2 separate regions of the Mus musculus genome follow, and region 2 is linked to region 1. Evidence: chromatin loops called from intact Hi-C (ENCODE). Cell type or tissue: left cerebral cortex. All regions are shown on one strand. Each heading gives the region's core, and the rest is flanking DNA. Links, peaks and the distances in the headings are about the cores only. Region 1 has its middle 64 kb from the start of Gm31603. Region 2 holds the start of Gm45805 (a long non-coding RNA gene).

Region 1 (5,379 bases), core at 224-5,223:
GTCAGGACAGGGAAGGGAGACACAGCTGTACCAGCAGAGACAGTGTGATACAATGGAATCCAGGAGGAAGAAACTTCAAGAAGGGCTCCTAAACAGGCTGCAAATGGTATTTGGGAGGATACACCCTTCCCAGTCATAATCTAAACCAGGGCCGGATGTGGCGGGTACAGGGCTTATAAGGGTAGCTGCAGCCTCTCTTCTGTCTCTGCTCTCTCTCCATCATCCGCTATGCCCAAGTGCAGTTCAATCATGCAGTTGGTGGGGCCCAGATCTAAGGTGTTTCTTACAGGAAGCTGCTCTCCTCAAAGGAGAGTCGGGGGTTAAGTCTGCAACTGTCAGTGTCTGGCAATAAATAAAAGGAAACCGCACTCCCCATGAATGGGGAGGAGGCAGCAGGAAGGTAATTTTTTTCTTTTTCTGTTTCTAAAGCATGAGTAAGATGCTCAATGTGTTTGAGATTATTTGGCAAATTCTTGGAGAAGGTCCCTTGTTCACTAACCAGCAGACTGTAGACCACAGTCTTCCTATCTTCCTCTTTATCCTGATCCTCCAGAGACAGGCAGGTGGGGCACATCTCTGTTTAACTATTAATGATTCATAAAACTCCCGCCCCCCCTACAAGAAGCCCTGGGCTTGTCATGTTAGTAGAAAATCCTATTTTGAGTGTGTTATGAAACAGAGGTTTTGATATGTTGCCAGATTTATGGAAGATGCTGGAATCAAGGCTCTGAGACGCTGGGGCTGGCCGAGTGGGTGTTACATAAAACTGTTCTAGGGACTCGGGTTGATCACAGGAGTTGGGGGATGTCCTGGAGGGTGAAATCAAAGACAACAATACAAAACATGAGCCAGCTGCCAAGCCCGGTGTGCTCTAAGGCTAAGCAGCAAGTCTGGGTGCAGTTTTAACCGGAGACCTGGAGACCTGCAGGCCTTTGCTGTGGCTGATCACACTCAGCCAGCCCAAGGAGTCGGGATGAAAGGCACCTTCACGGGGCCCTCAGGAGGGCAAGAGGCTCCTTGGACTGACTGCTGATTGAAATTCATACTCGCCTGCTTTCCTTCCCTGTCTCCCAGGCCTCCTCTGGGCAATGTGTAATAAAAAGGAGGAAGGTGACCTCCTCCAAGCTTCGACTCTTGTGAAATGCATCTCAGGGCTAAGGTGCATCTCAAGTCCAGGGCTGGAAGCTGATTTCTCCACACTTGGATCCAAAATTCCTTACTGGAAGCCACAGTCCTTTTCTCTTTCAGATGTCAGCTTTTGTGCAGTTTCTAAAAGGCCTGTGTCTGGCCAAGTGTCTTGTTTGTTTGTTTGTTTGTTTATTATCTTTCTCTCTCTCTCTGTGTGTGTGTGTGTGTGTGTGTGTGTCTGCAGGTGCAGATTTGTGGGAGCATATATGTATGTGTGTGCTCGTGTGTGTGCCTCTCTCTGTGTGTGCAGGTACAGATATGTATATGCCTCCCTGTGTATGTGGGTACAGATGTGTGTGTGGATATGCCTCTGTGTGTGTGTGCAGCTGCAGCTGCTTGAGGTATATGTGTCTGTGTATGTGTATACCTCTCTCTCTCTCTCTCTTTCTCTCTCTCTCTCGTGTGTGTGTGTGTGTGTGTGTGCAGGTGCAGATGTGAGGGGTATGTGTGTTAGGTATTTCACCTAATGTATGTGTGTAATAGGTATTTATTTTTGGATCAGGGGCTCCTCATGTACCTCAGGCTGGGTTTGAACTCACTACATCACTACATAGTCCATTGCTGTCAAAACCACAGCGAGCCTTCTGTCTCAGTCTCCTAAGGATTAGTATCACAGGTGAGTACCAGTGTGCCTAACCCAGCCAGCTGTCTTAATTTCCCAGAGACTGGATGGAGTAAGGGTAGGTGTGGAGACTAGCCAACAAAGGTGCTGGTCAGGGTGCTACCAACTAGCCAAAGAAAGTGCTGGTCAGAATACTACCAGCTGGACGAAGAGGTACTTCACAAGGCATGCACCAAGTGGTAGCTCACGGATGGAGGAAGGAGGTGGGGAGGGCGTCTTTCCATCTGCCTTTGGCCTCAGGCTCAATTTCTGCTTCTTGGACTACCAAGGACAAAGCCTTCATTTCTTTTTGGAAGGAAAGACAGACTTTATCCAATCTCAGTCTCTCTCCCTTGCCATCCTCCCCCAGCCCCCCCCCCCCCCATTCATAGAGTTGAACAGTCAGCCATGGCCAACTTGCCCTTACATAAGACAGAGCATTACCTAGAATCCTTCCTAGCTGAAGAGGCTGTAGGGAGGGGGTGGAAAGCCATTTGTTTACTGGTTCAGAACAGGACTTTCTACTTCAGAAGTCTCCAGGCTTGTTATCCCAGCTACGCAGAGGCAGAATTGCACGTTTTCAAAGCCTGCCTGGGAAACAGAATGAGGTGAAAGCCTGTCTAGACAGCCCAATGAGACTTTATCTCCAAATAAAAAGTAAGGAGTCTGCCGAGGCTATAGCTCTGTGATGGAATGCTTCCGAGAGTGCACAAAGCCCTGTAGCATCCCCAGCACAAGAGTAACAATAAACTTCACCGGAATTCAGAAAAGACATTAAAATAAGATGATGCTCGAAAGAGGTGCCAAATGGATCGGGCTAGCCTGGGCTACAAACCACGTGCCCCTCTCCCATCTCAAAAGAAATAAATTAAGACCAACAATAGACATTGACAGATTTCCCAACAAGGGAACAACCAGGACAGTGGCTTTCCACTGACGACCATTGTAGCGGAAGATTATGTTCTATCTCTTTAATAGTGCTATAGGAGGCACCTGCTTACAGACGGAGGAGGAGGCTGGGAGTGAATGTCTGGCCCTGGCCAGCCATCCTCGGCCAGCAATGGGCCTGCTGAGCCCATTTCAACTGAAATGAGATCAATAGGATTCATTTTTTCTCCTGCTGGCTCCCGAGTGATTCATGAATCAGAAAACTAGTTCATGAATCAGAGCGGGGCGGGGAGAAGGGGGGGGGACCATTTGTGCAGTCGGCAAACCTCCATTTCTTTCACGAACCTAGCCGTGAGTTGCATAACACTGCCTGGCACTTGCTAGTTGAAACCAGTCTTTTCGGAAGCTGCTTTACTCGCTCACCTATTCTCCTTCTGGAAAGGGGAGGGACACGGTGTGTACTACTGTGTGTCCAGCAGTCAGTGTGTACTGACTGTGTGTCCGGCGGTCTCGGTAACATTTCCACGACAAGGGAAGCATTCATGAGTCTGCGTGTGTGAGTGTGTCGCAAACAGCCTTTGACCGGCCTTGGGGCCCCTTTAAACCTGAAAAAGAGCCAAGTTCATCTCTCTGTGGAGCTGCTTAAGGAAGCTTTGAGATGGGGCAGTTGGAACATCTCTGCAAGGGCTGATTACAGCCTACTAAGGAAAATGAGATTTTTATCTCACAGGAATTCAGTTATAAAAATAAAATACAGCGTCTGGCTTGATTCAGCTAAATGCACAAGTGCCTGGGTGTTTTTAATTTAGTAGGAAAAAAAAAAAAGCCCCGGACAAGAGGAATGACCTAAAACACTACATTTAAAGGAAAAAAAGGGAGGGAGGGAAGAGGGAGGCTACAGGAAGTGTGTGTGTGTGTGTGTGTGTGTGTGTGTGTGTGTGTGTGTGTAGGGGGAGAGAGAGAGAGGAAGAGGGAAAGGGAGAGAGAGCCATGGAGGACTGGGGTGGAGGGGCGGGACAGAAAGAAGCCACCCTGCTGGCACTTGAATGCAGAGGGTGATGTCACCGGAGCAGTTGGAGCGAAGGGGAGAAAAACAACTTGAAGCAGTGCTAATCCCCGTTTGCTGCCCTGAAGGGAATGGACGGTGGCCAAGGCAGGGAGTTATGGGAAACCATATAAGGGTGCCAAGCAAGCTTTGCCGCCAACATTAGGAACTGACAGCTTTGTTCTCTGTCACTTGGCTGCCAGCCAGAGGCCTCATTTCAGCTCAGCGGCAGCGTGACTACCCTGGCGGGCTGCCAGCCCTGTGCTCAGAGCTTTTTCCTCCCAGGGCTTAGCTTTTTTTCCCTCCTCCGTCCCTTTGCCAAACATGCAGCGGTTACTATGGCAGTGAGAAGGAAAGTTAAACACACACACACACACACACACACACACACACACACACACACCAAAGTAGAGGCACGCCTTTATCCAGATGTGCAGCCGGGAGCAGAGAGAAAAGGCAGTTAACCTACCCAGTGGGGCCTGCAGGAAGGGGGAAGACACCTCGCTGTGAGAGGTGGCCGGCTGCTGCTGCTGCTGTCACTAGAGACAGACAGGCCTCCCTGTGCACCTTGTGGGAGGGAGTGGGGCTGACTTCCAGACCTTGTTTCTCTGTTCTCCATCTCTTCCTGAGGCATGGTGGAGTGCGTAACACCAAATGGGGAAGACTGTCATGCTTTCCACTGGCCCTGTGTCTGTGGTTCTGAGAAAGCTGCAGGGAGCCAGGCCCATGGAGCATGAAAGAGGAGACAGGAGGGCAGGAGGAGGGGTCTGCGTACCCTCTGGACACCAACGCAAACTTAGCACCATGGCTTCCCCTGCCAACACTGGGAGGGTTGTGCTTAGTGCTGTGACTCAACCTAGTGGAGATCAGACCTCCAACCCTGGTAGTTCAGGGTACGCCGGAGCTGAGTAGCCTTTGTCAGGACCGAGGGCCTGCAAGGGCCAGTGTGTTCTTGTTCCCACATGGAACGGCAGCCAGGAGGGACTCTGAAGAAAGAGTACATTGCAATGTTTTTAATTAGGAGCATTTTTCACCTGCTTAGAAAGTGGAACATCTCCTGGGAGATGACAGGTCTCGACCAGAGGCAAGCCTCCAGGCACATGGTTGGCCGTGGGTTTCTAAGGCAGAGGTTGCTTAGAAGTAGAGATCTGGATGCCAGGCTTTCAGACCCTCGGGGTTTTAGCAAAGTTCCCAGAAAGGCCTCTTCGGAATCTAGAAAGTTCTGCCAGGCTGACTCCTGGCCCCACCGCTGGTGACTTAGGAAGGGTGACTTAAGAAGGGGTCGAAGTGTTTGGTGTAACCCTGCAAACCTCTCTGTAAAAACACAGTGGCTGCCACCCTCGGCGGGGCCCTGTGGCACTGAGAACGGCCTCCATAGTCTCTCTCCAGCTGCATCTTGGCAGGGAGCGAAGTAGAGCTGCCAGGAGGGACATGGCCCAAGGTCAGGAGGGAAAAGTTGGCAAGCAGGAAAGTATCCCAGAAGTCCCTGGGCCTGTTCCATGCTGCTTTTATTCCAGGCCTAGTCTGTACTTCTTAGGAGGCATGCCAAGCCAAAATGGGTTGTTCGCTGTGTTCAGCCAAATAGGGGTCCGGTAGGGAAGAGGTGGTGATAGGCTCCTCTGGGAGTATTATGAGCACAGCACGTACCATGGCCACC
Region 2 (5,379 bases), core at 331-5,330, 93 kb after region 1:
AGATATGATGATGAATCTACTGTGAGTGTTGGCTCCATATGAGCAGATGTGGGGTCTATGTTTGTTTGTCTAGCTGACCCAAGACCCCTGTATCATCCTAAAACTTTGTAGTGTTTGGAAATCTCTGTTATCAAGGAAGGGCCAAGAAGAAGTGGAAAGCCATCATCTTACACATTAGGGACCTGGAAGAGCGAAGCTCATGGAGAAAGCAGAAGGGCACTTGCCAGGAGCAAGGAGGAAGAACAGGGGAACTTTTTTTTTCAACCATAGGCACAGTCTTTGGGTAATTTGATCAGGCACAGACTCTGAGAATGAAAATATTTATTTGGGTAAACCTGCGATACTCAGAGTGAGAATTCAAGCATATTAGATGACATTTGGGCTACTCTGGGAGGAAGCATCTTTGGGCTTTCTATCAATCCCTGATCAGCTGATCTTCTGAGTATCCTAAGGCCCTCTCTAAGGAGTAACATGTACTAGTGGTAGGTGCCGCATCCGTGGGAGGCCCCCAAAGTTTCGGCAAGAACCATGCCATCTCCCACTTGCTGGCGTTGGTAAAGACAGCATGACTGGCAAGTGTCAAAATACAGAAGTGAGCCTGATCCCCTGGGGTAAATGAGGAACTGGCTGGTTGGTGCCAAGCATGGGCCGTTAGAGGATGAAGACCATGCACTCATGTGGTAAGCCTAAAGAGAGGCCTTTGTTGATATGTTTTCCATGACCAAATTCCTACACAGGAGGGTGTTACACAGAGGCCTCCAGCAGCAGGGCTTCAGCAAAGCTCTGTCAGTTTGTAGAGAAATACCTGCAGAAGAGAACCAGTGAACTCGGGACTCAGGGAGTAAGGAATCAAGTAATTGTCTCCTTCTGGTTGCAATCTCGTGCTACATGCATTCTTAAGACAACGTGAGGCACACTAAGGACTGCAGAGGAAAGGTTTTCAGTAATGGTATTTTGAGACAAAACAATAAGTTAAATTTGCTCAGGGAAAAAGAAGATGGAAGTGGGGGTCTCAGGGAAGTGGGGTCTTGGTTAAGTGCAATGAGTAGCTTCATTAGCGGCTGAGTTCAGTTCCCAAACTGACTTAGTTCCATTCATTTGTTCAAAGCTATTGGCATGCTAATTCCTCTGTCAACTGTTTACAGATGCTTGCCCTTGGCCCTGGACTCTCTTCCTGGTCCTGGGGATAAAACAAGGAACACACAGTACTCATGCAGCTTACACTCTGAGGAGACGGGAATGAACCCAAGTCACAGAGCTCCCGAGCTCACATCCAAGCGTAAAATGCTGGTTTGCTAAACCACACAGGCTGTAGTCTACACCTTAAAGCTCAGAAAGACTGTCGGAGCCCTCCTTCTGACTTTATCCCAGAAAAAAATCAGCCAAGGCATTTTAGCTCCCAACCCGGGGCAGATGTCACATCCAGCAGGAGACTTGAAAGCTACAGATGCGTTGACCTTTGTGGGTGAGAAGCTGGGTAGCCCTGAAGAAGGATTTTTGCCAGCTGAGGTCTGTCACATGTCTGGAGGAGATTCCTTGAGCTTGGGCTTCTTGAAACGCAGGACTTCAGGAAGACAGGGCCCTGTGGGTATCAATATAAGTAGTCCATGCTTTCCACAGTCCCCATAGTTAATCCCATCTGTGAGACCCCCTCATTCCATCTTATTGCCCTATACCACAGAAGCAGGGGAGGGTCCTCAAGGAACAGCATCTACTATCATGATCACAATTGCTTAATATCACAGAACCATGGTAGAACCTTCTAAGACAGACTCCAAAAAGGTTGCACTATTGCCAAACTGAAAACTAAGAGTCAACCAGGTTTTCCTGGGCCAAGTCAAGTGGTGAATGTGTCCAAAGCATGCAAGGATCAGGGCTGTAAAAATACCCTATTCCTCACCAGTTCTGGGGAAGCAGAACTAGATGCTCAGGGCATATTGGCCAGCCAGTCTAGCCAATTGGTAAGCCCCAGTTCAGTGGGAGATGCTGTCTTTGATGATGATGATGACGATGATGATGACGACGATGACGACGACGATGATGACGATGATGATGACGGTAAGATAATGTGGAAAGTGATAGAAGAAAATGCTCAGATACTCAGTCTGAACCTCTGACCTCTACACACACACTCATTGGTAAGTGTATACACACACACACATTCACACACACATACACTCACACAGAAACACATACATACACATATACACTCATACACAGATGCACATACACTCACACACACTCACACACATATATATAGTCACATACACATAAATACATATGCACCCACACACAAACACATACACACACATACACTCACACACACACATACACTCACACAGAAACACATACATACACATATACACTCATACACAAATGCACATACACTCACACACACTCACACACATATACATAGTCACATACACATAAATACATATGCACCCACACACAAACATACACACACATACACTCACACACACACATACACTCACACACATACACTCACAACAAACATACATACACATACCCTCTCTCACACACATACACATACATACACTCACACACAAACATACATGCTCTCTCACACACTCACACACATACACATTCACACACACACACACACACACACACACACACACACACACTTTCACTTCACTTTCCCAAGAGTAAGGGATGAGAAAAACCCACTGCAGATGGACCGCTTTCAATCCTGTCTGTGTGCTTAGATATCCCCCATCTGGCCTACAGAAGTAGTCCACATGAGGAGGCTGCTGTCCCTGGAGAGGAACAGGAACCATCTATAGTGGTTACAGCTCTAACGTCCTTTTCCTGGGTACCTCCTTCCTGCAGGGTGAGGCAGGAAGTGGCCACCAGCTGCCTTCCCTGCCAACTCAGCTGTGTGGCCTGCAGTCAGATGTCCTCACATCTCCGCTGGTCCTTTGGGTGAAGGTGTTCTCCTTTCCTGGTAAAGCGATATTTAAGGGGCAGGAAACTCAAGTGCAGAAGAGAGGCCTGCGGCGTGGTTGGAGGCAGAGCGAGGGCCAGGACAGGGAAGTGAAATGTCCTCTCCTTCTGTTTTCTTGTCATTGCTGAGCAACACTCTCTGTGTCCACAAACCTCTAAGTGTTTGCTTTTATAACATCTCACATTCTGTGCTAAATTTGTCTAGCCACTGTGCTCCAGCCATTTTTAGCAAAGGTACATTGGCTGTTTTCTTTGCAGAATAAAACCCAAGTTTCATCTACATAAAAGCTGCACACAGAAAGAGGTGACATTTCCTGATCAGCCCTACAGGCCTGCCATGAGCTCAGACAGGGCTCCTGGCTGACTTCCTAAAACGTCTCAGGAGCTAGGGATATCTCAAAACACCCAGTCCCAGTGGGATCAGACATTCAGGACGACAGGAACGATCGTTTGTGGAAGTGTCATGGTGGGGGAGAATAGAAACTTCTGGCTATAAAACACCTAGTTGTAGCGCATCCAAATAATAAATGTGGCCCTAAAGGCATGGTGAGCCATTTTTGAAATATTACCCAATTCTGAAATAGTGCCCAAGCCTACAAAACGTGATGAGCAGCTCCCAGCTTGTGCACAGCCCTGGGTTCAACCCTCAACACTACCCCACCCCCAAGTCACCAAATATAGTGTCGGAGACAAAAAAAAAAAATCCATAAAAGGCATCCAGATATCAGAAAGAAGTTGGGAATTGTGGGAAAAATAATTAGAATGTAAGGAGGGTAAAATTATGAGCAAAGGGGACCCAGTCAGTAAAGGGTTGGCCAGACAGCATGAGAACTCGAGTTTGGATCCCAAAGCCACACAAAAGTGAGGTGGGGTCTCTTGTGTAGACGGTAACACCGGTGCTGGGATCAGGGAGGGGTCCAACCTTGGAACTCATTGTCTAATCTGAAATTAAGGACTCCAGAGTGAGTAAGATGCCCTATCTCAAAAAGTCAGGTGGAAAGCAATCAAGGAGTATACCTGACATGGACCCCTGTCCTCTATAAGTCCATACACGTGTGTACAGCCCTGCTCCCCACCCCCCATAATCTTATACCTACACCACACACACACACACACACACACACACACATGCACAAGTTATGAGAAAGGAATTAAACTCATTTCAAAAGACCTGAAATGTTTTTAAAGGGACTATGTATAGCTCCTAGAAGTGAAACATGAACCAACAAAAGCTTCATACATGCAGGTGAAGGGCCTTCACTCCACATAAGGGGGTACAGGACATCTTGGATGATGACCCGGAATGAAGCATAATGAGATCACTGAGATCGAAGGGACCTTAGTATGCTTAACACAGGAGCACGTGAAAGGATGGGGAGGGGTCACTATTTCCAAAGACACTGCCGGAGAGTTTTTCTAAAACAGGGAGTGGGGGAGGGGGGGACGGAAGAAAGAGAAACGTCAAAGAAAAACATGAAAACCTGGACACGCTGTAAGAAAAAGCTGCCAAAGACAAAAATAAAAACAGGCAAGCAGAGAAGAAGGAGAAGGGAAGGGTCGGCAGTTCACTCCACGACAGACTTTTCAATCGCAACAATAGAAGTCAGAAGTCAGTGGAACATCCAGGCTTGCAGAGTGACCTCATTCCCTTCCCAAACTAAAAATAGTGAAGAAACAAATAGAGGCTAAGCCACAGAGCTTGCCTGAGGCTACTCAGTTACAGAGACAGGAAGAGCTGGGCCCATGGGCTGTGATCTAGCTAGTTATTCAGGGCTACTCCTAATCCAAGACTCTGAGGTCAGCAAACTGAGGCTTTAATTTTTGAGCAAGACGTTTCACGGCTGTCCTTTCACTGGGTCTTCCAAATGATGTAGACGGTCCTACATCTAGGGCCTGAGAAGCTGGTAAGATTCAGGAGCAAGTGAGAACGCAGCCTCTGTGCGGTAAACAAAGCAACGGTGCAGAAAAATTAAAGGCAAGTTTATGTAAATATACCTGATGGGCTTTTCTAGCTGAGATTGCTCAGATCATTTGTGCACAGCAAAGGGAGAAAAGACCAAACACCATTAGGGACAATCTCTGGAAGAAGTGACAGTCACCCAGAGCTCACATCTGTTAAACCAGATGTCATGCAAAGTGCTCAAAAGACCTGAGCATTAAAGAGAAGGCAGGGAAATAGGCAGAGTCACCAGGAAGAAAAACATCTTTCTCAGGCATGTCACGCACGCGCGCGTGCACGTACACACACACACAAACATGCACACACAGTAGTTTTGGTGTCACCGTGGTATCTAAATGTTAGCATCCAGCAGGCAGCTAGAAAATCACCCCTGTGGAACTTCTGACAGGACCAGAATCTGGTATCAGGTATTGCAAGGGAAAGCCGCTCAGTGGTGGGGTCTGGAGAGACAGCTC

What was found. Peaks named below come from ENCODE experiments on the same cell type or tissue, not always from the same donor. Only the 100,000 strongest peaks of a DNase experiment are listed, where the experiment ranks them.
Region 2: a loop joins it to region 1, with 5 times the contacts of the local background. A loop is called at or near these places in 5 of 42 quality-filtered maps.

What each region holds. Positions count from the first base shown.
Region 1 is chr8:126,662,727-126,668,105 of GRCm38, forward strand. No RefSeq gene overlaps it. Among named protein-coding and RNA genes, the nearest start is that of Gm31603, 64 kb to the right of the region's middle. RefSeq lists an enhancer at 2,695-5,030. In left cerebral cortex, for the core only: no CTCF peak of the experiment used is centred there; DNase peaks (open chromatin) are centred at 414, 694, 3,001, 3,278 and 3 more places; H3K4me3 peaks cover 635 bases; H3K27ac peaks cover 3,846 bases.
Region 2 is chr8:126,755,264-126,760,642 of GRCm38, forward strand. Gm45805 (a long non-coding RNA gene) reads right to left here and starts at 3,090. Exons shown (of 3, transcript XR_003947622.1): 1 at 2,838-3,090; 2 at 1,901-1,990; 3 at 310-1,582. In left cerebral cortex, for the core only: a CTCF peak has its summit at 2,750; DNase peaks (open chromatin) are centred at 583, 1,236, 3,011 and 4,642; H3K27ac peaks cover 1,636 bases.